Linked DNA regions of Homo sapiens: region 1 is linked to region 2. Evidence: read pairs that join two places in POLR2A ChIA-PET (ENCODE). Cell type or tissue: PC-9. All regions are shown on one strand. Links, peaks and the distances in the headings refer to the core of each region. The heading gives the core; the rest is flanking DNA.

Region 1 (14,666 bases), core at 1,613-5,612, 150 kb after region 2:
ACAGTGGGCGAGTGGTCCTGTCTGCGCCTCCCGGGGCTGCCTTCTCCCCGTGGGGTCCTGTCTGCGCCTCCCGGGGCTGCCTTCTCCCCGTGGGGTCCTGTCTGCGCCTCCCGGGGCTGCCTTCTCCCCGTGGGGACCGTCAGGAGGCTTTGTCGGGGCGGTGCTGCCCGTGCCCAGATCCAGTCGGGGCTGCCCTGACCTCTGCGAGCCACATACCTTCTCCTGCGCCTTCTTCTTGGACTCCTCGTCCATCCAGCCCAGCTCGTCCAGCGTCTCCACAAACACTGTCCGCACCTTGTCAATGAGTTCTCTGACCTGGGAATCGGGCATGGCCCTCGTGTCCCAGACTCATCTGGAGGGCGAATGACCAGCCTCAAGGGCTTTGGGGAGGTCTGGTCTGAGCCCCGCCGGGGCAAGGCCCAGGGCTGCCCAGCTGTGGGCCTCTCAGGTGAGGTGTGGGGCCGGTGGGGGGATGAGATGACAACCCAACTTCAGGGTCCTCCCTGCTGGGCTGTGGGTCCTCGTGGGCCAGGGGCAACTTGTACCACCTGTGCCTTTCCCAGCTGGACCTGCAGGGCTCAGGCTGGGGCCCAGTGGCCGGCTGGGGTCAGGGGCATGGGGTGGGCACGGCTTCCCTTAGCCTCCCTCTGTCTGGTGAGCTGGGGCAGGTGCCCCTGAGCCTGGGCGGGGTGGGAGTCTCAGGGCAGGGAGGCTCGGTGTCCCTGTGGAAGGCTGGCCCCGCGTGGGCCATGGATGAGGGGCGCCCACCATGCTCTTGCTGTCTCCAGGGAACGCCTCCCTGACGTAGAGGGAGCCCACGGCGTTCTCCATGTTGCTGTTGACGTAGCCCACACATTCACGCCAGCGCACCTCCTCCACCATTGTGCCAAACAGCGCCTGGTGGGGCCACCCGATCATCCCACGGGCCCCCACGTCAGCCTTCCCAGGCCTGGCGTGGGGCCCTGGGCTTACGGGGTGAGCAGACCCACCTATCCTCAGCCTCAGGGTGCCCCGGGGCTAGCGGGGGCACGGGATGATCTCAGCCTCACCTCTGGGTGCTGCTGCGGCGGGGGGAAGGATGGGCATGGTATTGTGATTGGGGAACTTCCGCAGACTGAGAGCTGGGCCTTTACCCTGAGGAGTTGGGGGGGTTCCTCCCCGGCCCCTGTCCTGGTTGTCTGGCTGGACTCTGCTCTCCAGGACTCCAGCCCCAGTCTCAAGGCACAGGGCTGGCGCTGACCCCAGAGCAAGGCCTGGGACCACGTCCCTCTCAGCCACCAGCTCCCAGGGCCCTGGTCTCTCCATTGTTGAAGCAGCTGTGAGAACACCTGCTCATCTGTCCCCAGGGACACAGGAGCACGAGACTCTGGGCCCCAGACTCAGGCAAAGCCCAGGGAGCACTCTGCCCAGCGTCCTGCCACACCTTCTGGGCTGCAGGACTTCCTGCCCTTTAGGAAAGGGAGGCAGCCCTTTCTTCCTCCCCAAAGCTCCTAGACTCAGTGCCCCCCTGACGCTTGACTCACAGATGTCTCTGACCTACCCCCCCATGGCAACAGGAGGCTTGACTTGCCCCCAGCTTGCCTCTGCCTCAGTCTCCCCATTGCAGTGGGGACCTCTGTCCCTCCCATTACTCTAACAAAGGTCTTGAGAGTCCCGACTCCCCTCTGCCCTTAGCCCCTATACCCAATCCCTCAGCTGCTGCGGTCAACACCTCCCCTGCGTCTGTGTGTCTGCCAGCACCATGGCCAAGCCTGTCACCTCACCTGGGTGACCACATCGGCCTCCATGCTGACCCCGCCCCCTACTCAACTCACTCTCCCCAGAACAGCCAGAATCCCCCTAGGGCCTCCCTGCGGTTCCTTGTCTCCACCCTCACCCCAGCCCTGGAGCAGCCACAGTGACTACAGGAGCAGCATATCTGACCGCGTCTCTGCTCTTAGCACCCCTGCGGCTTTCAGACAGGGAGTACAATCCAAACCGGCTGCTGTGGCCCGTGGTCACCTCGCCTCCCTCCCTGCCATCTTCTCCTTCCTGTCCGCTGCTGACCACGGGTCCGGCCCCTGCCTGCTCCTGCCTCTGGCCTCTGCACTGGCACTGGCTGTTTCTGCTCCCGGGAAATCACCCCGCCGCCTCTTCAGGCCTTTAAGGTCTCAAATGTCGCCTCCCCGGAGCAGTGCTCCCTGTCCTCGTCCCTCCCTGCCTCCCCGCCACATCATACTCTGCGGTTTTGGCAGAGCTACGTTCTGCCTTGTTGACTGTCATGGTCCACTCCCCACTGGGGTGGGCGCCTCGCCCTGCCTCGTCCATGGCTGTGACCCTGGTGTGGACCTCGGTGTTTGCCTACAGCTTATGCTCAGCATCGTGGCCTGAATGAATGAGTGCCCGGCCAGGCTCTGGGCAGGGAAGGGGCTCACCTTGCGGTAGTTCACTCGTGTGTCCTTGAATCTCTGGCTTAGGCTACCAATGCGGTCCAGCACCAGGCGCCAGACCAGGTAGTTCTGTATGGTCCTGGGGGCAGAAGGTAGAGGGTGAGGGGAGAACAGGTGAGAGGTCTTTGCAAGGGAGGAGATATGGCTTAGGGCCCTTGGCCAGCACGTTCCACCCCAGAGAGTTATGGGTGCTGGAGAAAACCTCCAGGACAACCACCTCCAAGATCCAGCCCATCTGCCCCGGGTGCTTGGGATGTGACACATTTTTAATGTAAGACTCCACTGGCCACTAAAGCTTAACCCCTCATGTCCCACACCCCTCAGGGCAGATGCTTCATAGGGTCCCCTCCTGGGAGCAGAAGCTGTGTTGGGGAGGATGGGAGAGCAGGGGCAAAGATGCTGAGGCCTTTGGAGACCCTCCCTGGGCCTCACCTGGCTGAGTAGGTGTCGATGATGTTTTCAAGGTTCTGCAGGTAGGGGATGCCATAGACCACCACTTCCTCATCTGGCAGCAGCTTGATTTTGACAGAGGATAGCACAGTTTGTATGAACAGAGTCCAGTTAAATCCCTGCAGATAGAGGAAGTGGGGAGAAAGAGGGAGAGAGAGAGAGGGAGAAACAGTTCCTGGGAATCTAAGAAACCCAGCCCCTGTTGAAGAATGTTCAAGGAATAAGAGAGAAGTGCAGGTAATCAGAATCAGGAAAGGGTGGGTGACATTATTACAGAGCCTACAGCTGTAAAAACCCAAGCGATCATGCAGATATATGCGAAAGCCTAAGTATAACAGGCAAGTTCCTAGAAAAACACAACTTAGCAAAAATGACAAAAAAAGAAATAGAAAATATGAATAGTCTTCTAGGTTAAATAAATGGAATATTTAATTTGAAACTTTCCAATAAAGAAATTTCCAGACCCATTTGGCTTCACCAGTGGATTCTATCTGACATTTAAGGAAAACTGCCAATCTTATTAAAACTTTCCAGAGATGAGAAAATGCTTTTCAACTTGATTTATGAGGCCAAGAATAACCTTGATACCAAAATAAGGATATTATAAGCAGAGTAAATAATAAGCCAGTCTCGTTTATGTCATAGATACAAAAGTTCTAAGCAAAATATTAGCAAATAGAACCTAGCCATACTTGTATAAAATGCTAATATATCACAGCTGAATTAGATTTATTCAAGGAATACAAGTTTGGTGTAACATTTGAAAATAAAATAATTTTAATTCACTACAATAACTGAATAAAGGAGGAAAGTCACATGATTATTTCAACAGATGCAGAAAAAGCATTTGATAAAATCTGCCATCTATTCATAATAAAAACTCTTGGCAAATAAAAATAGAAGGGGTCAGCCACAGTGGCTCACGCCTGTAATCCCAACACTTTGGGAGGTCGAGGCGGGCAGATCACCTGAGGCCAGGAGTTCAAGGCCATGCTGGCCAACATGGTGAAACCCTGTGTCTACTAAAAATGCAAAAATTAGCTGGGTGTGGTGGCGCATGCTGTAGTCCCAGCTACTTGGGAGGCTGAGGCATGAGAATCGCTTGAACCTGGGAGGCAGAGGTTATGGTGAGCTGAGATCACTCCACTGCGCTCCAGCCTGGGCAACAGAGCAAGACTTTGTCTCAAAAAAAAAAAAAAGATAAAAAGAAAAATAGAAGGAAAATTCTATAACCTGATAAAGGAAATGTATGAAGCAGCAGAAGCAACAAAAACAACTCCATAGCAAACATAACTTTTTTTTAAATTTATTTTTGAGACAGAGTCTCGCTTTGTTGCCCAGGTTCAAGTGCAGCAGTGCAATCTTGGGTCACTGCAACCTCTGACCCCTGGGTTCAAGCAATTCTGCTGCCTCAGCCTCCCTAGTAGCTGAGATTACAGGCATGTGCTAACACACCTAGCTAGTTTTTGTATTTTTAGTAGAGACAGGGTTTCACCATGTTGGCCAGGCTGGTCTCAAGCTCCTGACCTCAGGTGATCCACCTGCCTCGGCCTCCCAAAGTGCTGGGATTACAGGCATGAGCCACCATGCCTGGCCAAACATAAAATTTAGTGGTAAGAATATACGTGCTTTTCTTTTAATGTCTACTATTATGACATCAGCATTATGCTCAAAATCCTGTCCAGTTCAGTAAAAGCAAACATGAAATAAAGCCAGTAAGAACTGAAAGAGAATAAATAAAACTGGACCAGGTGCGGTGGCTCATGCCTGTAATCCCAGCACTTTGGGAGGCCAGGGCGGGAGGACTGCTTGAGCACAGGAGTTCAAGACCAGCCTGGCCAACATAGAGAAACCCTGTTTCTGGGAAAAAAAAAAAAATCAGGCAAGGCTTGGTCATGGTGTATTCCTGTGGTCGCAGCTACTCAGGAGGCTTGAGCCCAAGAGGTCAAGGCTGCAGTGAGCCATGACTGTGCCACTCCACTCCAGTCTGCATGACAGAGTGAGACCCTGTCTCAAACAAACAAACAAACAAACAAAACCCAACCCCCCTGTTTTTTTACAAATGATATGATTTTGTTTATTCTACAAATAAATAACCAGAACTAATAAGTGCATTGAGTAAGACTGCATATTTACAAAGTCAGTATTTCCATATATCAGCAACAAATAAGATAATTTCAAAATGATTCTATTTATAGTAGAAAACCAAACACCTGTAATTTATCTAATAAAATATGTATAAGAACTTGACACTGAAAGCTTTAAAAGTTATTAAGAAAAATTGAAGCATAAATGGAAGCATATATCATGTTCATGGATTGGAAGACTCAGCATTGCAAAGTCTCCCCAAATTGATAGAGAGATTCAAAGTGATCCCTATCAAATTTCTAGCAGAGTTTTCTTTTTGTGTGTGTGCGTGTATGCAAATGGAAGGCAGATTTTAAGTTTTATGTGAAAATGCAAAGGACTGAGAATTATCAAGACACTCTTGAAGAACAAAGTTGAAATATATACTCTATTGACTATCAAGACATTATAAAGCTGAAGGAGTGATGGTGGTAGGGGTTATCACTTGGATAGATAAAGAGACCAGTGGGGCAAAAGAGAGTCCAGAAATATACATATGGGCCCACGCATAGACACACAGGAACACCTGATTTATAACACAGAAGGCACCAAGACCAGGGGCTCACAGGGGGCTCTTTTTAATAAATGGTGCTGAATGACTGGAAATCCATAAGAAAGAAACAATTCCTACATCTCACTGTCCATTAAAAAAATCAACTCACAGTAGATTGTAGACCTAAGCAAACCTGAGGGTAGGCAAAGAGTTCTTTAGCAGAACACAAAGAATACTAACCACGAAGAAGAGATCTGCACACATTTGCTAAGCCAATAAATTGGACCATTTAATAGCCTCCATTGAAACAAAGAAACCCTTATGAGAGTAAAAAAGCAAGCTGCCCAGTGGGGAGAACATTTGTACACATAAGCTGACCAAGGAGTCACATCTAAAATAGGTAACTCCAAGAATCAATCAGAGAAAGATCGCCCGATAGAACAAATGGGCAAGACTCAAACAGACGTTCCACAAAAGGGAATGGCATTGGCCAATTGACAGGAGATGGCGTTTAACCTCCTCCGCCCTTGGGGAAAGTCACATTGAACCCAGATGAAACCCCACTACACAGGTGCAGAAACGGCTGAGAACGGACACCACCCAGCACGGGCGAGGGTGTGGCACCAGCCGCTGTTGGGGAGCGCACATCCCTGGATAATTCTGGGGAAAGACAGTGCCTGTTACTGTTGAACAGATGCGTGTGCTTCCACCCAGCAATTCCACTCCTACCCACTTGCCTGCCACAGGCACACACAGGCATGGGCATGACAACATCACTCAGAAAAGGCCCAGAGACAGCACAGTGGGACCCGAGTTGTCGCATGTTCTTAGAGTCAGAGGCCACTCAGCAATCTAGAGGCCACGTCAGGGACCGGCCTCCCTCCAGGGAGAAGTCAGGGTCTCTTCTCCAGGGAAGGAGGCAGGCACAGGGGCTAGGCAGGGGCATGTGGGGGCTTCTGGGATGTCGGTGGTCACGTAAGTCTTGATCTGAGGGGTGATTGTGTGGATGTGTTCACTCTGGGGCGATTCTGAACATCATAAATGCATTGTAAACCAAATGTCCCCAAACCCTGGGCTCCTGGACGCTCCCCTGAACCTGCCGCTGTGATGTCTCCACGGCAACCTCAGGCCATCTGAGCTCTCTCACTTCCATATTTAGTCCTTTTGCAAACCCTGTTGGCTCCACTTCCAAAATCAACCCCAAAGCCACCTCCACCACGGGCACCCCCCTTGGCAGAGCTGCCATCTCTTGCCCGGGCTACGTGGCAGCCTCTGATTGGCTTCTCTGCCACCTGCCCCGTCCCCTTCACTCACTCTTACTTGTGAACCAGGTCACGTCCTGTCATACCCCCACTCCTCTCGGGCAGAGTCTGAGACTTTCAAGTGGCCCCCGAGGTCGGACACGGCATCCCCCGCTTTACTTCCTACTCCATCTCTCTCTAGCCCCGGTGCTCATTAGCTGGGAGTCCCTGCCCCAGACTCTTGGGGAACTGCTGTGTGAGCCACACTGGCCCCAGATGGCCATGGCCCTTGGTTCTCTGCAAGGCTTTACCTCCTGTCTGCTGTCCTGGCTGAGCTCATCCTGCCCCCTTTCTGGCTTTCTGACACGTTTTAGAGGTCACTCCGCTTTTCTGTCCCTCTCCCGCACCGGAACCTCGATCGAGATAGGCCTTTGTTTGGGAAGGGGATAAAGCCCAGTGCCAGAGCAGAGCCTGGCCCCACTGCGTGTGTTCTGGGCAGCGGGGTGTTGGGGAAGGTGTGTCCCCGCAGGCCAGCCCTGGGGACCAGAACCGATCTAGGGACCACCAGCCTTCCAAGGCACTAGGTGCCCTGGGGCGAGGCTCTCCCCAGAGTCTCTCTGTCTTGCCCTTGGCAAGAGCTGTGGCTCCAGACACTCAGGGACATACTCTGGTTGAGGGGGCAGGGGCTTTGGACCCCCTTCTGCCCTTGCCCTCCCCCCACTGACTTGGGCACCCTTTGCCGAAGCTGCACGCCTGCGCCTCCTGGGGGAGGAGGCCCTCGAGAAGGCCAGCTGCTCCAGCAGGGTGAGAGTCGGCTGAGGGAGTGGGGGACTTGCCCCTTCCCAGGCTGGGCTGCTCCTCTCCAGCCCCCACCTCAAAGCACAGGGCGGTGCCTGGCCTGGGCACTGGGCAGGGGAGCGCCTGAGGGTGTGGCCAGGGGGAACTGCTACCCTCAGGGCAGGCAGGACTGGGAGGAAGCACCCTGCTAAGGTTCTGAGCGGGACTTGGGGTCTGAGAGCCCTGGGTGGGACCCTGTACACCCCCACACATCAGCAGCCCCCTGAGGCCTCCGTTTCCTGCTCAGAAGACCGGGGCCATCACAGCACCGCACAGATGGGTGACTCTGTTCCAGGATGGCACAGTTGGCACTGCTGTCCCAGTGACATTAGTAATCGTGCTGGTGCTGCTCTGCAGCAAGTTTGGGTGATCAGGTACAGGGTCTCCCTGCTCGGGGATGGGGAATGTTTCTGAGCTTAAATGCCAGGCAACGTGCCCTCTCAGAGGGCCGCTTCCATGTCCCCCACGAGTCTCCACCCGGCCAGTGCCGGCCTCCTGTGTGGTGTGGCCTCACCTTCAGGCCAAACTGGCTTTGCAGCTCCTCCAGTCCCATCCGGTGGTACAAGGCGATGACGTCGTGTCTCTCCTCCTGGGGTACCGTGGCCTGTGCCGGGGATAGCAGTCACACGGGCGGGTGGCCAGGATGCCCCCTGGGGCTCCTGGCCCAGTCCCTGCCTGCTACCGGCCCACCCAGCACCCCCTCACCTTGGCCAGCCACACCGCCTGGGGCTCCCAGCCCACTCGCTGCCCGCTCCCCACCCGCCCCGGCCCCCTTACCTTGGCCAGCTGTGTCTCCAGCTCCAGCACCTGCACCATGTCCTCCTGCACCAGGCAGCTGTCCCTGGGCAGGTTTGCATCCTCCCGCAGCAACGTGGCCACTGACACCATGAACTGCAGGTAGGCTTCCCGCACCTGGGCCAAAGGACGCCGGGCAGAGCTGGGTGGCCTCAGCCACCATGGCCCCCAGGGAGTTTTCTGTGGGGGTGGGGTGGGCGTAGGACATGGGGAAGCCCCTAATGCGTGTCCACCCACCTTGACCAGCAGGCTCTCGGGCACACAGAGTGCCGAGTGGGAGCGTCTCAGACGCGTGACCTGTGCCCGAGCCACTGGACGGGGTACCTAGTCTGCAGGGCTGCTCAGGGCTTAAACTGTGTGGCTGCCTATAAGGGTTTGCACAGGTGGGTGCTGGGGCTCTCAGTGCTGGGGTTGGGGTGCTGGGCTTGGGGTGCCAGGGCTAACTTGGGCCTGCCGGGGCTGTGGGTGCCAGGGTGGTGGGTGCCGGGGTGGTGGGTGCCAGGGCTAATTTGGGCTTCCCTACCCAGGTGCTTCCCGGCCTGAGTGTCTGGAGTGGGATCCTGAGGAAGTTTGCTCCTCAGGGAGCTGCCTTCCTCGCGCTGGGCAGGGCTTCCCCAGTGCAGGCCAATGCTCTGGCCAGGCTTGGCCCATAGCTGCCTGGTCTGAACACATGGCCAGACATGGCGCTTTTGAGACACTCCAGTCCCTCCTGCTCTGGCGTGGTTCTCTCAGCCCCACTGCTCCACCTTTGGCCACACGGCCCTTCCTCTGGGCTTGGTCATCCTTCAAAGTCTAGTTCATAGCCCACCTCCACCAGGAGGCCCCCTGGATTGTGTCTGGCCCTCTGGGGCATTCATGCCTCATGCCTGTTCACCTCTGCCCTGGTGCTGGATGCCTTGCCCTCCTCACCTGCTCCCTGTCCTTCCCCACCCTTCCCTGCACCCTGGGCTAGCCCTGGGCCTGCCAGCCTCAAGGTCCCCTTGTCCACAGTGGGGGTCCTCATCCCTCCCCTCTCTTGACAGCCCCTTGAGATGGAGCAGGCTCGGGGCCCAGCTGCCTGCACTCAGATCTCCAGGGGCCCTCCTGGGAATCCGGTGCTGCAGAGCCTGGGTCTGTACTGACGGGAGGGGGATGACAGTTCTGCCCCATGGGGCTGCTGCTGAGCTGAGCTTGTCCCCAGGCCTGGCCCGGGTGTTGAGGGAACGTCCCCCAGGATGGTGGCAAGCAATAGGTCACGTCTGCACCCGCCACCCTCAGTGCCGGGCTCAACCTCCACAGGTGCTCACTAACACCAGCTTCGGGGAGGGAAGGCCAGGTGGGCAACGGGAAGGCCAGACCACGGGGTAGGGGGTGATGGGGGGGTCATCTGGCATTGCGGTGAGGACCCACCCACCTTCCGGTTGCTGCCGCCGTTGAAGTAGTACTCTCGGGAGGGCATGCCCAAGGTGGGCTGGTCTATCTGGAAATACAGAAGGTGTGACCCTGGGCAAGGGGCCCGGGGTCCCCGCAGCCTGGCTGAGGCAGGCTGCAGCCGCCTCCCCACAGGACTGTGCCCCGTGCACACGTGCTCTGCCCAGGAGCTGGTGGTGGAGCTTGTGCCGGACCCGGGAGGCCAGACCCTGCCCCGAGTGATGGTGGGGGCGCTGGGCTGGACTGGAGAGGGTGGCGGGGGTGGGGTGGGGAGGGGTTCAGGCTGTCCCGGGCCTCGCAGCACCCGCGGCTCCCCCAGAGTGGGGCGCGTATTTGTTTCGTGTGTTTCTCTTTGGCCTCCAGCCCGTGGCCAGCAGTGGATCCCTGAGGTCAGGCCTCCTGCCCCGGTTCCAGCCCCGCTGTTCAGGAGCCCCCGCCCCTCTGACCAGAACCGGGTTCTACTGTGGCCCCCAGCTTGGCCAGGAGGCCCAACAGAAACTCCAGCAGCAGCAGCTCGTTCCCGGGCCCACGGACGTGGACAGGAGCCAGGAGCCCAGGTCCCAGGAGACCCCGGAGCTCCCTGTCGGCCTGGCCCATCCTTCTGCTGTGCTGCAAGAGCCCCCAGCCAGGCTTGGGGACCCTGCCTACCCCTGCCCACCGGCGCGGCTCGTACGTAGATGATGTGCCGGCTGGAGTTCTGGTCGTCGTTCCAGATGAAGAGGTCGATGAGGACGCGCCTGTTGAACTGTGAGTTCATCAGCGCCAGCTGCCGCTCCAGCTCCCACTCGAGTCCTGGGGAGACAGTGCCCCGCACTGGAGACTGGCGGGCCCTGGGGCCCCAGCCCGGCCCCTTGTCGGTGAATCTGGCCTCCGGAGCCAGGAACTAGGGGGCCATAGGGTGGGGAGCTCACCTGTGCGCCTTAGGGGCTGGGGGATGTGGGAGACACTTTCCCTAACAGCCCAGGAGCCACAGGCGGGCCCCCAGGTGACCGGAGGGGGTTGGGAGCAGCATGGGGTTGTCAGGGCTGCCAGCCACGTGAGGTGCCACTCCTGCCCCCGGGGGAATGGAGCACATGCTCAGAGTGGGGAGCCCTGGGGCCAGGGCCTGGCCGGAGCCTGGCTGGGGCCTGAGTGTCGAGCGCTCCTAGGGGCCGAGGAGGGGCACCCCTCTGCAGGGCTGGATGGGACTGGCCACGGGGCACCAACTCCCCAGCATGGAACCTAAACCACCTCCCAGGACCCTGAGGTTGCCCCGGCTGGGTTGGGCCTCTTGGGGCTCCTGAGAGCAGCCAGCTGGGGGTGGGGGTGGGGTCCCCTCCTGGAAGGCCTCAGACCGAAGGAGCCCTGGTCCTGGTCCTCCTTTGTCTGTCTGTGAGGCTGCTGCCAGGCCCGGCCTTACCTACGGTCTCGTTCCACCTGTCCATCGCCACCGGCCAGCCTCCCACCACCTCCAAGATGTCCAGCAGGGGCTGAGAGCCTCGCTTCTCTATCACACCTGAGAAGGGACGCAGTGGTCACTCTCCCAGCCTCCCTGTGGCTCACGTGCCACGACACAGAACTGTGGGGGCGCCGTTGGCCGGCGTCACAGGTCCCCACAGCCCCTGCAGTGCTCCGCGAGAGGCGGCCTCCCAGCCTCTGGGCCTTTACACCTGCACCCTCCCGTCACAGGTCAGCATCTTGGCAGCTCTGCAGCGCAGGAGGCGGAGGCTGAGACTGGACACGGGCGTGAAAGGAGACCTGGGGGCTGAGAAAAGCACATGAGCCCCGGGGGACAAAGAGGATGATGGGAGGCAGCCCCTGGGGCCTGGGAGCCGGCCAGCAGGCGAGGAGCCTGGGAGAGGAGAGGAGGCTCTGGGATCAGGCCAAGCCTCGGCGAGGACTCAGGCAGCGGTGGGTGGGCTGGGAGGGGGCGCGGGGTAGGCAGGGGAGCCCTGGGGCCTGTGTGTGTCCTGTGTCTCGGCTCAGCACGGTGGGGCCCCGACAAGCAGGGCTTTTGCAGTCGAAGATTAGGTAAAGGTGGGGACGCGGAGATAGTCACTGTGGGAATAAGTGAAGACCACCCACAGGGCAAAGTGAAGGCTTCAGTGCTGGCACAGCATGGCAGGTGCCCCGTCAGGTCAAAGGCCTGCAGGGAGCAGCAGGGCTTCCTAGTGGAAGAGGGGAGGCCCGAGTGGGCTGAGTGGGGGCTGCTGGCCTGGGGAGGCTGTGGCGGGCTCACTAGAGGCCGGCCTCCTCTGGGCTTGGCTAGGGTCCTATGCTGGAGGAAGGGACAGACATTCCAGGGGAGGCTGCCTGTGATGAGGCAGGCCCCGGCTGTTAGGGGCCGGATGCCGTGGGGAGTGCCGTCTGACCTCCTGGGCTGCCCACTGGGGATAAAGGGCTGGGTTCCCGGCTGGGCTGCCGGTCCTGAGTTGCGTTCCAGTTTTCCACATGGTCTGGCCCCTGCCGTTTGTATATTCAGCCTCTCAGGCCAAAAATTAAGTAAAGGCGAGGACACAGGAAGTCATCTCCAGCTGGGAGTATTGCCCAGAATGGGGGCCCAGCCTTCTGTTTCCATGGGGAGGAGACAAGCCCAGCGCACCCAAGCAGGGGTCTCACGGAGACGCCCCCTAAAGCCAGGGTCCCAGCGAGTTCCACAGTCAGGCGGAGGCTCCACGAGACCCCCTGGGCAAAACAACCAGCCCTGAACCCTGGTGCTCAGCGGAGAAGCTGTCTCTACAGCAGCCACAACCACAGGTTGGGCCTGCAGACCCCCAAGTGGAGGAGTTAAACGGTGCTGGGCCGGGGGTGCTCCAAGCACGTGAATTCCTTTAATAGGAACTGAAACATGGATAATCTGCCCCCCACACCACACACACACATCCACATACATCCACATGCACACACAAGCACATATGACACACATACAGCACACACATAACATGTATACACACATAACACATATACACACATACACATACACACATACACATACACACATATACACATGTACACAAGTACACACAGCACATATATATACAGTACACACATATACACATAACACACACATACATGCACACACAACATACACATATGCACACACAACACACCCATAGAATACACACATATACACATACATGCATGTGCACATAATACACATATACACTATACACAATACACATGTGACATGCACGTAACACACATGTGCACACAATGCACACACATATGTACACACCGCATGCATATACATATACACATATACATAACAACACACATACATGCATACACAACACATGTACCCACATGTACACATGCACAAACCACATGTAACATATATAGATACATGCATGAACACATATATACACATACACGTATACACATATACATACACAATATACATACATATACACACAACACACACATATGCATATAAATGTATAATATGCATGCACATATATACACATACTCATATCCATATAATACACACACACACACACACACACACACACACACACACACACACACACAGTCTTCCTGCAGCCTGGAACGTGTGGCCTGTGCTGGGGTTGGGGTGTGAGTGAGGCCGCAGGGCAGCTGGCATTACTGCGAGCCTGGACCCTGTGGCTGGGAGCGGGACACAGCACATAGACCCTCTGGCATGAGTCCTAAAGGCACCCACTCCTACCCTAGGGGCAGCCATGGGGTCCTGGGGCTGCGCTAGGCCCTGGCAGGGGCAGCCCGCCCCCGTCCCCTGCCTCGGCCCCTTCCTGGCGGCCCCCACTCACTCTGGTTCATGCAGGAGCGGTACAGCGTCCTGGCCTTCTCCACAGCCGGCCGGTCCTTGGCAGTCGAATTCTCCAGCACCGCTGTGGGCACAGGAAAAGGTTGGACAGAGGCCTGACGAGGCTGCAGGGGCCAGGTCACAGGTCCCTACACCCCCTGAAGTGCTCGGCGAGAGGCGGCCCCCCAGCTGCTGGGTCTTTATTCCCTCTCCTCTGCGCCCACTGGACCAAGGAGGAAGCACAAACAGGGGCGAGACACAGCCAGGACCAACTCCTGGCCCGGTGCTGTCCTGTTCGGCGTCACCCCACTGCACCCCCGGCCGTGCTCTGCCACCTTTGAGGATGACCTCCAGCTCGTCGCGGAGGACGTCAAAGATGCTGTATCTTGAGTTGGTCTCAGGGATCACGTGGCGCCGCAGCCAGCCTCCGCATGCAAACTGGTAGAAGTCGTCACACGGTTCCGTGGTCGGGTCCATGTTCTGGAGGATCCTGGCAGCTGCTCGTCCCCATGGCGTGGAGCAGGGAGAGGGGAGACAGAGAGAGTTGTGGACAGCCCAGAAGCCTGTCTCCCGGTCCAAGACACAGCCTGGTCCCTTGGGAAGGGGCTGCTGTCCATCCAGTCGCAGCTGTGTGCCCAGGGAGAGTTAACCACCCTCTCTGAGCTGCAGAGAGGGAATCCCCCAACCTGGATTCAGTGCTAGGGTTTTCACTTATTTATTTTTAGAGACAGGGTCTCACTCTGTTGCCCAGGCTGGAGTGCAGTGGCGTGATCACAGCTCACTGCAGCCTTGAACTCCTGGGCTTAAGCAATCCTCCCACTTCAGCCTCCTGAGTAGCTGGGATAACAGATGTGTGTCTCCTCTCCCGAATGCCTTTTTAAAAAATTTATTTTAGAACAGGGTCTCGCTGTGTTGCCCAGGCTGGTCTGGAACTCCTGGGCTCAAGTGGTCCACCTCGGCCTCCAGAGTTGCTGGGAATTCAGGCATGAGTCGGCTGGGTTTTCACTTATTAACCACTTGATCTTGAACCCCAAACCCTCCGAGACTCATTTCCTTGTCTGTGAATCCGGGAACACCAGCGGTCTGACTTGCAGGCTGAGGCGATGGCTGAGATGGTGCCAGCT
Region 2 (14,666 bases), core at 3,995-7,994:
GGGGTGGGGTGGCCCTTGACAGACTGGGGCCCCAGGCAGAAGCAGGAGCTGTGTGCCTCAGGCCCCTCCCTCCCCCCAGCTGCAGGGGTCCCAGGAGGCGGGGCAGCTCCGACTCCGACCGCCCTCCGGATTATTCTTAGGTCTGTTGTGTAACAGGCGCACATTGGAGGCAGAGGGAGGAAGGGCTCCTGGAGATGTCTCCGGCGGCAGCAGCTAGCCAGCCGGGAGAACAGCTTTTGTCCTTTCCACTCGCCCAGCACAAAGGGACAAAGGAGGCTGCCTCGGCTGCCCAGCCCAGCTGAGAGCTGGCCAACCTGGGCCCATGCAGAGGGGTTGGGCTGGCAGAGGGGTTGGGGCTGGCAGAGGGGTCGGGGCCTGCAGAGGGGTCAGAGCCGGCAGGAATGTGATCATCCCTTCACTGCCTCATGCTCCCCAGGGCTGGGCTGAGTCTGGGCTGGGGCTCCTTCCTCCTCCTGCCCCTGCAGCCCCGTGTGTGTGTGCACACCTCTGTGCCCATGCACAAGCACCTTTCCGGGGCCAGCTTCAGGCAGCACGGTGGCCTGGTGGAGGTGGAGGTGGCAGAGGGTACCCACCCCAGCCTCAGAGCCGCCCTCAGGGCTCCTCTTCCTGCCTTCCTCTCCCACCCCCTCATGTGCTCCCAGCAGCCTTTGGGTGTCGATTCCGGGGTCTCCACCCCCGCAGATGGGAGCAGGCTCCTCATGCCTGCCTTCTGAGCTCCCAGTGCAGATCAGACTCTGTGCGTGAGGCTCCAGGAGGAGCCAGGCTTGATGGCAGAAACGAGCAACCTGAGGGGCTTCCAGGGCTAGGGTGGCTGCAGGGTGGGGCCCCAAGTCTGTGGGGGGAGGCCCATTTGCTCACCTCACCCGCATCCTCCAGGACCACTCTGCCTTCAGCTCCTTCTCCCGGATCGCTGGACCTGTGTTCCGCACACACCTGCACACAGCTGTACAGTCACTCCCAAGACGGCTAAGCCAGCCTTCTCAGGGCTCCCCCTCCCCTCCCCCAGGTTCTGCTGTGCTCCCAGGGTGCCCTCCCACTGGGGAGCAAGGAGGGACATGCATAGTGGGTGGAGATTCCACCAGGGGAGGCCCCGTGTTGAGGGCCTGCAGCTCCAGGGAGGGGCCGCTGACCCGGAGCTCCACTGTGACCCTTGACTGTGACTGAGCTGCTGACCCTGGAGAGACTGGAAGGCAGGAAAGGCTTGGGGGTGGGGGCAAGTTGCTGAAATGTCCCCAGCTTGATCTCTCAGGTTGGGCCCAGGGAGACGCCTGACTGGAGCTTCAGCGGTGGTAACCTGGCCTCACTCCTCCCTGATGTGGCCCGGTCTGCCCACTTCGGGGCAGCTGCTCTCTGAGTCTTTGGGGTCTTTCCCTCAGCCCACCGGGGACCAGCCGACCGGGAACCGGGGAATACAGAGGATGTATTCCCTGAGGATGCATGTGCTCTGCGGCAAGGCCTGAGGTCTTTCCGTCCCTCCCTGGCTGCGGGACTTTGGCAGGGCACTCGGCCCCTGCTTATCCCTCCCTCCCCTGCGGTACCAGGAGAGTCAGTGAGATCATTCAGACCAGGCTGTGCCGCAGTGCCTGTGGGTGGAGGGCATGGTGCCCCTGGCTGCTGTGGTCCTTTTTCCCTGGTCGTGGCCTCCAGGCAGCCAAACCCAGGCAAAGGTGACCCTTGTCAGGAACGCTTTGCTGACAGCTGGGCTGCCCTTGCCCTCCTGGAGCGCCAGGTGCCCCGGGTGTCTGGAGCACCACGACATGGAGGGGTGTGTTTCCTGCAGCTGCTGGGACCGGCTGCCGTGCACTGGCCACTAAAAACGCCGCACGCTTATTCTCTCGCAGTCCTGGAGGCTGGAAGTCTGAGGTCAGGGTGTGGGTGGGGCCGCGCTCCCTCTGCAGGCTCCCCGGGAGGAACTTCCTGGCCTCCTCCAGCTTCTGGTGGCTCTGGCGTCCCTTGGGTTGTGGCCGCCTCCTGCTTCTGCCTGTCTTCCCTCGCCCTTCTCTCCGTCTTCTCTTGCGCCTCGAGTCTCCTTTGTCCTGTAGGATCTGGGGCCTGCCTGGGTCATTCGGGACGATCTCCTCGGCGCAGGCCTTTCACTGAGCACGCCCTCAGAGACCCTTTTTCCAAATAAGGCCAAATTCACAGGCTCTGGGATGCGGATGTGTTTTCTGTCGGGGGTCGCCCTTCAGCCCCCTACTGTGGCCGTGTGCTCCACCCCAGCACCCCCGCCCGAGGCAGGCCCTGGAGCTCACGCTGCTGAGGTCCCACAGGCCCCCTGGCGCAGCCTCCTGGCTCCCCACCATCCCCCCTGGTGCAGCCTCCTGGCTCCCCACCATCCAGTCTCTCCCTGGGTGGGGTCCTGGCTCCACAGGTGACCAAGAGGGGTACTGGAGGCCTGGACGGGCCTCACTCCATTCTTAGGGAGCGGCTGCTCCTGGTTCCCAACCACAAGTCACATCACTGCTGCCCCGGAAGGCACCTGGGGCCTCCAGAATGCTCGTTTCGTCAAACTGTTGTACGTGGCTCCTTTGCTGGCGCGGGGAAAGGGCCGTGGGCTTGGGCCCTGGAACGCATCCCAGGATCAGTGGCTCTGCAGGCTCCAGGCCCCACCAGCTGCTCTGAGGAGGCTCAGATGGGTCTGGGAGTCCTGGTCGGAGCTGTAGCAGCTTCACATCCCCCTGGACGGAGGAAAATGCAGATTCAGCACCCCCACCCCCCGCCCCCCACCACCCAGAGGTTGGAGCTATTTCAGTAGAAATACATGTTTTAAACTGGGGCGTCTGGCCAGCCACGGTGGCTCATGCCTGTAATCCCAGCACTTTGGGAGGCTGAGGCGGGTGGATCACCTGAGATCAGGAGTTCGAGACCAGCCTGGGCAACATGGTGAAACCCTGTCTCTACTCAAAATACAAAAATTTATCTGTGTGTGGTGGCAAGCACCTGCAATCCCAGCTACTTGGGAGGCTGAGGCAGGAGAATCGCTTGAACCTGGGAGGTGGCAGAGGTTGCAGTGAGCTGAGATGGTGCTACTGCACTCCAGCCTGGGTGACATAGTGAGACTCTGTCTCAACAAAACCAACCAACCAACCAACCAACCAACCAACCAACCAGCAAACCAGGGTGTCAAGGCCCACACTTGAGGGAGTGGTGTCAGGTGAGGTGGGGGACCAGGTCTGCAGCAGCCTCTGCCTGGCCTGGGTGGGGCAGCTCTGCCCAGGTGGTGTCACTGGGGTGGAGGACATGGCTCTGGAGCTGGGCAGACTTGGATCCCAAATCTGCAACTGTGTGGCCTTGGGCAATGGACTCACTGCTGAGATGAGCCAGCAGTAGTATGTTATGGGCAGGGCTGTGTGGCTGCCTGTAAGCTCTGCCTAGCCACCTCTCAGGGACAGTGGCTGCCCCAGCCTCGCCCCGTCCTGCCCCTGCTCCGTGACGCTCCCTGGAACTCAGTCATTCTCTGGGGAACCAACAGCCCTCAGAACTGAGTTGCAGCTGTAGCTGCAGTTGTCTTTGATGCATAAGTGGGAGGCTGGCCTCGGACTGGGCTGCCGCCGCCAAGCTCAGCCCTGGGGAAGTGGGTGAATGAAGCTGTTTCTCTGCATACAGTGTCTCCCTGGCTCCCCTGGGGTCTCCTGAGCCACCTCAAGGAGCCCCGGCCCCTCCCAGCTGGGCCCGTCCCCTGAGGCTTGTCCAGGAACAGGCACCCTGGGCAGAGGTGGCTTCATCCGTTGCTGTCCCCTTCTTGGCTGGGCCTCGACGGGGGGGCAGATATCGGGCACCTCCTCCCAGGAGGGAGTTTGGTTTTTGTCTGCAAAATGTGATCCTTCGAGAGCTGGTTCAAACACCCAGCCATTCCCTCCCTCCCCGTGGGCCTCCAGCACAGGCGGCCGGTCCTCTGGGTGCCTCGTTAGCTCACCAGGACGTGCCCCACTTTTCAGAGCCTCTGCTCTACATGAAGTGAAGATGGGCTGGGCCGTCTGGGATGTTTCCCGCGGCATTCAGAACACAGAAAAGGAGCTCGTTACCAAGTGCCCCCAACTCGGCCTGCCTCCCTATTCAGCCTGCGCCCTATACAGCCTGCCCCCAACTCCCTGCCTGGCCCCACTCCCCGCTTGCCCCCCAATTCCCCACCTGCCCCCTAACTCCCCACCTTCCCCCTCACTCCCCACCTGCCCCCCACTCGGCCTGCCCTCCAACTCCAACTCCCCCCCTGCCCCCCGCTCCCTGTCTGCCCCCCTGCTCCCCGCCTACCCCCCTCTCCCCGCCTGCCCCCCCGCTCCCCGCCTGCCCCCCGCTCCCCGCCTACCCCCCGCTCCCCGCCTGCTGACTGTTGCATCCCAGGTTCCAGACCCTTGGACCAGGCGCGTTCAAGGCCAAGCACGTGGGACCCCAGCCTGGGCTCAAATCCCCACCTGTCCGCCCACCAGTTGCTGGACTGTGGGTTTTGGGGACATACCTGTGTCTCTGGGTCTCAGTTTCCTCATCTGTGAAAAGGGGGTGACAGTGGTTGTGAGGGTGAGCAGGTGACTTGTAGAGAAGGAGGGACAGCTCGGCAGTGGGACCCCCGCCTGTGCTAGGGATGTCGGCTCCCAGGACACAGCCCTGGCCCTGGCCCTGCCATAGGGGCTGTGGCTCGGCCACCCAGCACACGCTGTCTGGAAATAGGACTTGAGGTGCAATTTGGGGCAGGGCCTGGGGTCCAGGCCAGCAGCTGGGCCGAGTGCGCTCCAGGAGGGAGGCCTGTTGCTGGTGTCCACGTCAACAAGGTGCCGGGCGCTTCTCCACTCCCCAGGGCCCTCCCCCTCCCAGCCAAGGCAGGCGGTGGTGGGCTTGCCTCGTGTCCCGATTGTGGGGTCTGGGGCCAGAGATGTGTGTGCCTCCCCGGCCCCCGAAGATCATACGCAGTAGCGTCTCCGAGGGATGCCACTAGCAGTGACAGGCAGAGATTGTCGCGGAGAATGTGGCTGATGGAGGTGCGTTTCTGGGCTGTACAGATCAGTGCCGCCCCTCTGGACTGATCAGTGCTGCCCAGCTAACCCCTGGCAGCCCCAGTAGGGCTTCTGGAGGAAGCCCCTCTACTCCAGCCCCAGGAACTGGCTCCAAGGGCCACCGTGAGGCCAGAGAGCCGCGACCCACCAACATGTCCTATCACCGTGGAGGGCAGCCCTGTGGGAGTCTGCGCCATGGGTGGGCTGGGGGCTCTCGGGGGCTCTGACCCCTCAGAGGGTCAGCCACCGTTGGCAGCAGGGAGCCCTTCCCCCAGACCACAGCCCTGGTAATGGGGGCAGGACAGGCCAATGGGACCCCTCCCTGGGGGCTGGGCAGCGAGTTGGCCCCACCGGCCTGGGACCCTAACGTGCTCTTGGCCCCAGCCCTGCCCCCACTGCGTCTGGGCTGCCGGGGGGGCGGTGGGTGGTGGTGGGGGGACTGTGATTCAGGCTGAGCTGTCACGGATGCCTGTCATCGGCATGCTGGTGGGGAAGTGTCTGTTTGCACAGAAAACACGTTCTGAGCCCCGGGATCTTTGTCATCCTTCAGAAATGCCAACCCTGTGAAGTGAGGTCTGCTCTGCCGTGGGCCTGTCGGAGGAGGCTGAGCAGAGACTTCCGTCTGGGCCCCGAGCTTTGGCAGTGCACGGGAAGGCGCCCCCTCCCTCTGGCCCGAGGCTCCCTTGCTGGTAGGGGCAGCGGGCAGCCCCCACTGCATTGCTGAGCCTGGAACCACGGTGGCCGCCGTGTGCAGCCAGGTGTGCAGAAGGACGGTGGAGGCTGAGTGCAGCTGGGCCGCACGACCCAGGATGCTGGAGCTTCAGGGAGCAATCCGGAGGTTCTCCAGAAGCCGCTGAGGCCTGGGTCCCCCTGCCGCCCCCCATCCCCCGGCCCTGCCTGGCAGGTAGCAGCCCCGTGGAAGTATTTCATCTTGGCTGAAAGGCAGCAGCTGCCGTCCTGGAGTGAGCCCCGTGGAGGGGGGCCTATCTGGTGGGGATGGGAGCCCTTGATCCTGCCTCCTGCTCTCCCTCCTGCCCTGGCCCTCCCTGCCTGTTCCCTGCCCCAGCCCCTCTGGCCTTTGGGAGCGGCCACCGTGAGCAGCAGGAGGTGAGGGCTGGTGCTGAGGTGGGGTCCACCTCCCTCCAGCGGCGCCTTGCAGGCATTCGGGGAGCAAATGCACCGTTCACTCCACCCCAAGCTGCCCCAGAGAGCAGCAGATGGGCCCAGGGAGGGGCTTAAATAATTCACAGGCCCTGGGGACAGGGGATGCTAGCCTAGGGTTCCCCAACCAGAGGCTGGGCATGAACCTCCCTTCTGGGGCGCCTGGCCACCCAGTCAGCCTTGGTCCTGGGAGGGCCTGGAGCTTGGCCAGTCGCTGTCCTCAGCTGACCGCCGCTGGGCCTGGCCCCGGGTGCAGCAAGTACACAACAAAGGCAGTGCCTTTGTTGCCCGGAGCTCAGCAGAGCCTAGAGGAGGACAGCCTGGAGGAAGGGTGCCTGTTGGCACCTGGTCCTGGCTTCTCAGGCGGGAAGTCCCGGCTCACCCCACCCCTTCCCATGGATCCATTCCCGGTGGGGGCGCCCCTCAGTGCTCTCAGAGTCCTGGCTCACCCCGCCCTTCCCCGTGGATCCATTCCTGGTCGGGGCGCCCCCTCAGTGCTCTCAGAGCTGGGACTCCTCACCACCTCCACCCAGGCCTGGGCCGCCCATCCCCCACCGTGCTACAAGCCTCCTGCCTGTCCCCCGATCTTCCAGTGGGGCAGCCGGGACAATTTGCCAAAACGCAAGTCTGCCCCCCGACAGCGCCAGTGCCCCCACTGTGCTCGAGATGTGGTCTGTGGGCGCCGTGCTCCCTGGGGCCCTTCCCCGTGTGGTGCTGCTTGGGAGGTGAAGACCCCTGAGGCATATGTTTCCAGTCCGCCCTGTTATCGCCCATTGCAAAGATGAGGACATTGAAGCTGGGGATGGCAGGCGGTGCAGGGGAGGCCCTTGTCCTATCTGGAGGGCTCACTGGGAGCGTCTGTGCACACCGCAGGCCCTCCCCAGCCTGGAGAAGGGGGCCACTGGCCCCGGAATGCTGACAGTGATCTGGGCTGAGACACGGGGCTCACAGGACCTCCTTCACGTGTCCAGGGCCAGTGTCTTCACAGGGCCCTGTGGCCTTTGCCCTCCCCATTGCCCAGGGCCACCCCCCTCTGGCAGGGGCAGGACCCTCCACCACCCCTTCCTTCCACCCCCTGTGGAGCAGAGCCCCATCCTCCCAGCAGAGGAAAGTGCACCCCAGTGCCTGCTCTCTGCTGCCTCTTTCTGGGGTCCTTGTTCCTGTGTGCAGCCCCTGGACACCCTCTCCTGACTCCAGCAGATGCCAGCCCTGGGTCCAGCCTGGTGCCTGTCCCCGTCTCCCGGTGGGGAGGGCTGCTATGGCTTCCAGGGTCCCCAGGACTTTGGGCAACGGTGGCGGGGGCTGCTGGAGGGGCCTGGCCTGCGCCTGCCGAGTGGGGTGGGGGAAAGAGGGCAGGCCCCAGCCAGTGTGGGGGCCTCTGAGAGCCGAGTGTGTGGGGGCCTCTGAGAGCCGAGTGTGTGGGGGCCTCTGAGAGCCAAGGCTGGTAGTGGGGTTCCGGGGGTGCCGCAAGCCACCCCCACCCCGAGTCTGTCACCCACCTATGGGTGCCCACTGTGGGCATAGCCATGAGGGCCACCTGGCCTCTCCAGCAGTCCGGGCTGGGTGTTTGGCCTCCCCGGGGCATGTCCTGGCTCACCTGGCTGAGCTCCTAGGGCAGGAACTGCCTGTTCCCTTCCTGCCCTGCAGCACTGGAGGTGACCTGGGCCTGGGCCCTCCAGTTCCCCGATGGCCAGTGCCCCGCCCACCATGCCCGACTCACCCTGACACGTGGGGATCCCCAGGCAGCCCCGAGACAGGGTCTTAGGGCTGCCTCTGCAGGACCCTTGGAAGTGCAGGCCCTTGCTCAGGAAGGGGTTGATGGTGTGGTATGGCAGGAGGCGGCACCACGTGACATGCTTGATGTGACATGATGTGGTGTGGTCCCCTCCGGGAGGATGGTCTGTGGAGGCTCAAGGCCATGGACCTGCTACTCCCCAGGGGCTGAACCAGCAATGCACCGAGTGGACCGTGTCCCTTTACTTGGTAGGGGTGGCCTGATGGTGGACCCCAGGCCTTCCTGCCTGGGACCCTGCAGGGCCTCTGGAGCCCCCTCCCAGGTGAGGCCTCCGAGTGGGGAGGGGCCAGGACCTGAGCCCCAGTGGCTTCCCCAGGGGCCCCCAGGGTCTGGGATAAACCGGGAATGGTGGCTTCCCTGAGAGCAGCGCCCTGGCTCGGCCCCTCGGTGTCCTGGCCCTTGCAGGGCTGTTGGGGCAGGGCCTGTCTCCGAAGGTCTGTGCACTATGTCCTTGGCCAGGTTTGGGGCTCAGTGGCAGTGTGGGTGAGACAGAGCAGGTGGCTCGCGGCTCAGGAGCCCCTTGGAGCCCTCTCACTGTCACCAGTGGAGTGTGCGTCACCCCCAGAAACCTGTTGTCCAGGCTGGACCCTCCCTGCCTGGGGGCAGCCAGGCCTCGGCCCCCCATGTGGCCTGAGCACATGCGCCCAGCTGTGCTCTGACCCCCACCTGCTCCAGAAGGCTCTGCTCCTCCCTGAAGCCTCCATGGGCCAGACCCCCATGATGCTGAGCCCCCAGCGGAGCCGGGACCTGGCTCTCCCCTTACCCTTGAGACCATGCTCTTTTCTGAGATAGGAACTCAGCCGACCCATCTGCAGGCTTAGCCCGGGCATGGGACCCTCGGCTGTGGGAGCTAGGACGGGCGGGCACCTGGAACTGGACGTTGGCTGCGTGATGGCCAGTCTAGGCTGGGTGCTGCCCAGAGGCCCGGCAGGTCCCTGTTCCCCGGCCTGGCCTGAGCACCAAGGTGTCGGGGCAGGAGGACCCTCGGCCCTGCCAGGCCCCCTCTGCATCCCTCGGTGTGGGTCCCCAAATTTGGCGGTTCACCCACTGTTCCCAGGGCCTGTGCTAGGTTGGGAGACACCCCTCAGGGAGAGCACGTAGGGGCACAGGGTCCCCAGAGAAGGGCCTACTGGGGGCGCAGGGAGGCTGGCAGCCCGCCTTCCTGCAGGTGGAGTTAGACTCAGTGAGTGTGAAGGATGCTCTGTGGCCACCATAGCTGGAGCAGCTGCCTGTGGGGGATGCCGACGCTTGTTCCCTGGGGTCCTGGGGGTCAGGCGGGGGCAGGAGCAGTCAGAAGCTTCAGAGGAGCGGCCCCAGGGCCTTTGCTGCAGATGGAGGCGGGAGGCTCCCAGGTGGCAAAGCGCACCTGCTGCAGGTGTGAGAGGGCCCAGTTCGGGGAGTATGGCCACCGGGAGCCCCTCGGGCCCTCCACCCCCCTGCAGGGCCTCCCTCCCCGGCCGTGCCCCGGTCTTCACCCTCCATACCTGTTGAGCCGTGCCGTGGGTGGAGGTGAGCATCCCGCGGGCGGGCTGTGTGCGTGTGTGTGCCTGTGTGCTCGTGTGTTTAAGTGTATTTTTAAAGCGGCTTTGCAGCTGTGTTTGACTCACTTCCATTCTCTGGTAGGAGCTCGGCAAGTGGTGCACTGTGGGTTATTTTGGGCTTGGCAATATTGCAATTATTAGATTCCGTGTTTGTAAGGAAACAGCGTCGCCTGGGGCAGCATTGGCTGTGGGTGGCGGTGTTGATGCCGTTTGGGATGCGGAGCCCAGAGGGGAGGCCCAGCTTGTCCCTTGGGCCTGTCACAGGGCTATCAGGGTTACCAAGCCGCCAGCACCAGATCACCTGGTGGGCAGTTTCTCCCGGGCCTTTGTCGGATTTAGGCCTCCCCTGGCTTCCGAGCGCAGCCCCCCCAGTTCGTCCCCTGGGCGCTGGCTCCTACCTGACCTCATGGCCGCTGAGCCCCGCAGGGTCTTGGAGGGGCTCCAGCCCAGCTTGGGAGGCGGGGCGGCCCTGGGGGGCGGGTGGCGCTCTAGCCACGCGCTCTGGGGCTCGTCAAAAAGACTTAAATTGCCCCTTGCTCTCAGCTGTGCCTTAAAAAGCTGCAGGTGGTGACTCAGTTGTCACCGTCACTGTCACCGCTGCCGGTGCTTCTGGGGACGCGTGAGGTCACCGGGGTGGCTCGTCCTGTGCAGCCCCCGCCCCCGGCAGACCCGTCGACCCCTTGGGGTTGGGGGACATGGGGGAGCTGCTGGAGCTGGTGAGACGCGGCCTCCGTCGGCTTCCTGCCATGGCTGTAACTTGAGGGAGCCGCCCTCCTTGGGCCTCAGTTTCCCCCTCTGAAGCCAGGGAGCTGGGCCTTCCTCTGGACTTGGTTTGTCCAGGGCTCTTGGTGGGAGGTGCCCACCCTTCCTGAGAGAATGGGCCCACTTGGTAGGACCTTTTTCTGCCCCTTCTAGGGCCAGCGGAGGGGCCCGTGCTGGGTCTGCGGAGAGCAGGTCTCACAGCCACAAGGGGCTTCCAGGTGGGAAGGGACCCCAGGTTCACACCATGACTCTGGCACTGTGAGGGGCGATCCGCACCTCCTCTAGGCCTTAGGCAGGTCCTCTCTGTCCAGCCAGGGCCCCTACCTGTCATCTCCATTTTCAAAGGGGCAAGAGCCACCTACCTCCAGAACCCCCCGGGGCTCCAGTCCTCAGGCGCCTGGTGTGGCGGTGGTGGCTTTGGGTCCGGCCCTGGTGGTCTTCTCACACTGGCCAGCCCTTGTGCAGGATGGCCTGGGGCTGGGGGGTACCCAGGGCTCTCTCAGGTGGGCTGAGATGTGAACTGACCAGCTGGCAGCTCCGTCCATCAGCAAGGACAGGAATGAGGCCTGGGCCTGCCTGGCCACGCTGGGCTGGCCCGCCCTCCACTCAGTGGGGACCTCTCCTACCCTCCCTGCTGGGCTTCAGGGGCCTTTCCAGCCATGGCTGGGACCTGTGAGTGGCCAGGGGCTGGGGGGCTGCATGCTCCCAGTGGCCTCGTGGCCGTGATCACAAGGGGCTGAGTGCCCTCTGCCTCAGCTTCCTGCCACTGCAGCTTCTCGCCAGGGTTCCCCAGCCGCCTGCTCCCCAATGTCTCCTGGCCTTCCTCCCGGGACGCTCCTTGGGTTCTGAGATCTGCTGAGATGGGGCCTGTGTGTTGCGGGACGGGGCCGCACCCACCCTGGGGGAGCGGCTGAGCTGCTGGATGGCCTCCTGCCTCTCAGGGGCCCAACAGCGACCTGCAGGCAGTCAGGGAGGACTCCCTGAAGGAAGCGGTTTCCTCAGTGTCTGACCACAGGGCAGTCACAAGTTCCCCAAAGGCGAAGGTGGCTCACCCCGAGTCCTGGCTGCACCCTGGTACCCACAGCCTCGTGTGGAACATGAACCATCCCGGTCCCAGGAGGCGCGTGCTGGGAGCGGCTCCCAGCCCTTGGATGATCTTTCCTCTTGCCTAATGGGCAGGCTGCTTTCTTTTCTGTTTTAGACCTGAAAAAAAAAAAAAAAAAGCATTTGCCAGCATAGCACTGATGGCCACCCGGCCCATGCTGTCCACCGGGCGGGTGGTAGGGAGGGCAGAGAGCAACGTGCGGGCCTCAGGCACCAAGGAGGCCGCACAGGCAAGGGGCTGGTGGGCGCTGGGCTCACTGGTGCATCCCTGCAGGGCTGACTGGCCCCAGGCTGTGTGTGTGAGTGGGGGTGGGCCATGCCGTCACTGTGGGCACCCAGGCCTGTCCTCGGGAGCTCTGACAGCACAGGGAAGGTGGCCGGCTGGGTGGGGACTCAGGGCAGGACACCGGGCTGCCTGGGGCGGGGGGACTCCTATCAGTCCCCGTAAGGCCCTGCTCAGTGCCCGGCCCCTGTGAGGCTGAGGATGGGACAAGGGTGTGTCCTGCCGTCCAGACACTGGGACCTTGTGCAGGCATCCAGCTGCCTTGGAGCAGATGGCAGAGACCCTGGAGCAGGGCACTAGCAGGGGGCTGGGCACCTACAGCAGGAGCCCTCAGCCGGGACCCATGACACAGGAAGGGCTGGAGGCTGGGCTGGACAGTCCCCCTTGGGCACTGGCCTGGCCTGACCTGGACATGCCGAGTGGCCGGGGAACGGGTGCCAGGCTGGCCCGAGTGGCCTTCCTGCTTTCACAGGAACTGGCAGGCCGGGTGGACCCAGTGGGTCCAGCAAGGTTGGTGTGACCCCTGCTTCCTGGGCCTGGGGAGAAGCTGGGCTCCATCTGTGCCCCTGGAGCAGCCAGTGGCTGAGTGGCCGGAGGAGATGCCTGAGGAGGCTCTGGCTCTGCCCTCAGGGACGCTCCCGCCCAGACCGCGCCCATACAGGCAGCCTGCCCCCAGTATGGGCAGCCCCCCAAAGACCCATCTGCACAGGGATGATCTCGAGGCCACGTTTCATTCCCACTTCAGCCTCCTGTACTCCCGAGTCTCACTGGCTTCTAATCTGCACTTATGCAACCATGGTAAAAAGTGACTACATCTGGGGATGTCCCCGTGCGCTGTGATGTGTGCTTGGCCGTCTCTGCAAACGGGGGCCCGAGGGGCTGGTGCTGCTTCTCAGCAGCCTGGGCCACGCCGGTCTTGCAGCGTGGCTGCTCCTGGGCACTCTTGAGTCACTGCCTCGTAGTGACCTGGCCCCCTCATTGCAGACTCAGCCCCGAATCCTGCTCCCCGGTGGCTGGGTTGCACCCATCTGGAGGTGGGGCTCAGGAGGCGGCCTTGGTGATGCCAGGTGGTCAGTGGGTTTTTGCCATCCGCCAGGAGCTTCACTGGGCCTCCCGTTGGCCCTGCATGGGACATGGTGACAAATGCCACGCTGGTGACAAGCCCTCTCTGGCTTGTTTATTTTGTCTTGTTGGAGATGCACGTGCCCCTTGCAGCCTTGCCGGTGGTCTTCCTTGCCAGTGGTCCTCCTTCCTGGTGGTCCTCCTTCCTGGTGGTCCTCCTTCCTGGTGGTTCTCCTTCCTGGTGGTCCTCCTTGCCGGTGGTCCTCCTTCCTGGTGGTTCTCCTTCCTGGTGGTCCTCCTTGCCGGTGGTCCTCCTTGCCGGTGGTCCTCCTTCCTGGTGGTTCTCCTTCCTGGTGGTCCTCCTTCCTGGTGGTCCTCCTTCCTGGTGGTCCTCCTTCCTGGTGGTCCTCCTTCCTGGTGGTCCTCCTTCCTGGTGGTCCTCCTTGCCGGTGGTCCTCCTTGCCGGTGGTCTTCCTTTCCGGTGGTCCTCCTTGCCTGTGGTCCTCCTTGCCTGTGGTCTTCCTTTCCGGTGGTCCTCCTTGCCTGTGGTCTTCCTTTCCGGTGGTCTTCCTTTCCGGTGGTCTTCCTTTCCGGTGGTCCTCCTTGCCTGTGGTCTGTCTTCCTTGGGCTGACACTGAGCCAGCGCTTATCTGAATGCAGTGCTGGCGCGTGGGGAATACGCTCCTGAGTAATTCACACGCAGGACCGGCCGGCCGTGGACGGCGGGCAGTGTTTGGAGGCCAGTTTCTGCTCAGCGCCTCATGGTGGGGCTGTTTCCTTGGCACCGTGAGGGGCCGGTCCATGCGGCCAGTGGAAGCGTCCATCGGCCCCTCACCACTCTGTTCGCTCCCCTCTGGCCTGTTTGGCTCCAAGCGAGCACCCTGAGCTGGGACCTGGGCCAAGCGCTCTTCTGCTCCGGCAGTGACTGTGCTCCAGCTGGCGCTGTCCAGCCCTGCCCAGGCCCTTTCTGCCCTCCGGTTCCTCCCCTTGCTGCTCTAGCCTGGCCTAAGGGAGGGGCCCGTGCCCCCATGGGACTGGCCCTTCATGTCCCCAGGGGCCCTGCTGTCCAGGAAAGCAGCCCATTCTCTCCAGGGCTTTTCTAAGGCCATGCTGCCCCGGGGTCCCAGGCCGGGTTCCCCCAAGAGCTAGGACCCCTGACCACTGCTCTGTGTCTCCCAGACCAGAAGCCCTCTGGGTGCGGGGCCTACCTCTGGTTTCCTCACTTCCTCTCCAGCTCTAAGCCATGCCCACACACAGCAGGTGGTTAGTAAACCCCGGCTGATGGCTAGGGGTATGGAACAGGTGGGCTGGAGACAGGCAAGGAAGGACGCAGAGGGTGGCAGGTCTTGGCCCCGGGGCATGGGCCGTGTGGGCTCCCTCTGGCCTGAGAACCGAGTCTGAGGACTGGGATCCTGGGAGCCAAAGGCAGGGGCTTAGTGGCATAAAAGGGACACTGCTTCTTTTTCAAGGATTTTCATATTTTTAACGATGCAAGCAGCTGGGAGGCCTGGGGCGGCACCCAGGTGTAAGCTGGGCTGCTCGGGCCTGATGACCCTGGTGGAGGCTGGTGAGGCTGAAGGGGCTCCTGGTCCTGGGGGTGGGGACTGGCCTGCCTGTGGGGCCAAGGCTGTGGGGGCCTTTGACCAGCAGCCAGGGGCTGACCTGAGCTCAGGTTTCACCGTGACTGACCGTGTGGACTTAGCAGGTCTCACAGCTTCTCTGAGCCTCAGACCCCTCAGTGCAGCGGCAACACTCCCCACCTGCAGGGCAACAGCTGCGGGTTCGCCTCTTCTCTCTCTGCCCTTCCTTCAGCAGGCCCTTGAGGCTGGGTGCCAGCCTGGTGGCGTGGGGGCTCAGGAGTGTGCCCAGTGCCCCTCTCTGGGGCCGGATCTCACACCCCCACATGGGGAGGGCCTGGGTGGGGCCAGGTGGCCAGCAGCTCCTGACAG

What was found. ChIA-PET counts read pairs that join two places held together with the same protein. Peaks named below come from ENCODE experiments on the same cell type or tissue, not always from the same donor. Only the 100,000 strongest peaks of a DNase experiment are listed, where the experiment ranks them.
Region 1: POLR2A ChIA-PET joins it to region 2 with 6 read pairs; 2 of 35 experiments call an interaction of 5 or more read pairs at or near these places.

What each region holds. Positions count from the first base shown.
Region 1 is chr1:2,595,793-2,610,458 of GRCh38, forward strand. It overlaps MMEL1 (membrane metalloendopeptidase like 1), which reads right to left. Exons shown (of 24, transcript NM_033467.4): 5 at 13,878-14,039; 6 at 13,547-13,627; 7 at 11,182-11,277; 8 at 10,456-10,574; 9 at 9,766-9,831; 10 at 8,355-8,489; 11 at 8,092-8,181; 12 at 2,862-2,998; 13 at 2,415-2,508; 14 at 769-897; 15 at 217-315. Among named protein-coding and RNA genes, the nearest start is that of PRXL2B, 16 kb to the left of the region's middle. In PC-9, for the core only: no CTCF peak of the experiment used is centred there; no DNase peak of the experiment used is centred there; H3K27me3 peaks cover 4,000 bases.
Region 2 is chr1:2,446,406-2,461,071 of GRCh38, forward strand. It overlaps a transcript of PLCH2 not described here. Among named protein-coding and RNA genes, the nearest start is that of PLCH2, 23 kb to the right of the region's middle. RefSeq lists enhancers at 1-20, 856-1,690, 1,745-2,039, 5,222-5,870, 5,871-6,518. In PC-9, for the core only: no CTCF peak of the experiment used is centred there; a DNase peak (open chromatin) is centred at 5,556.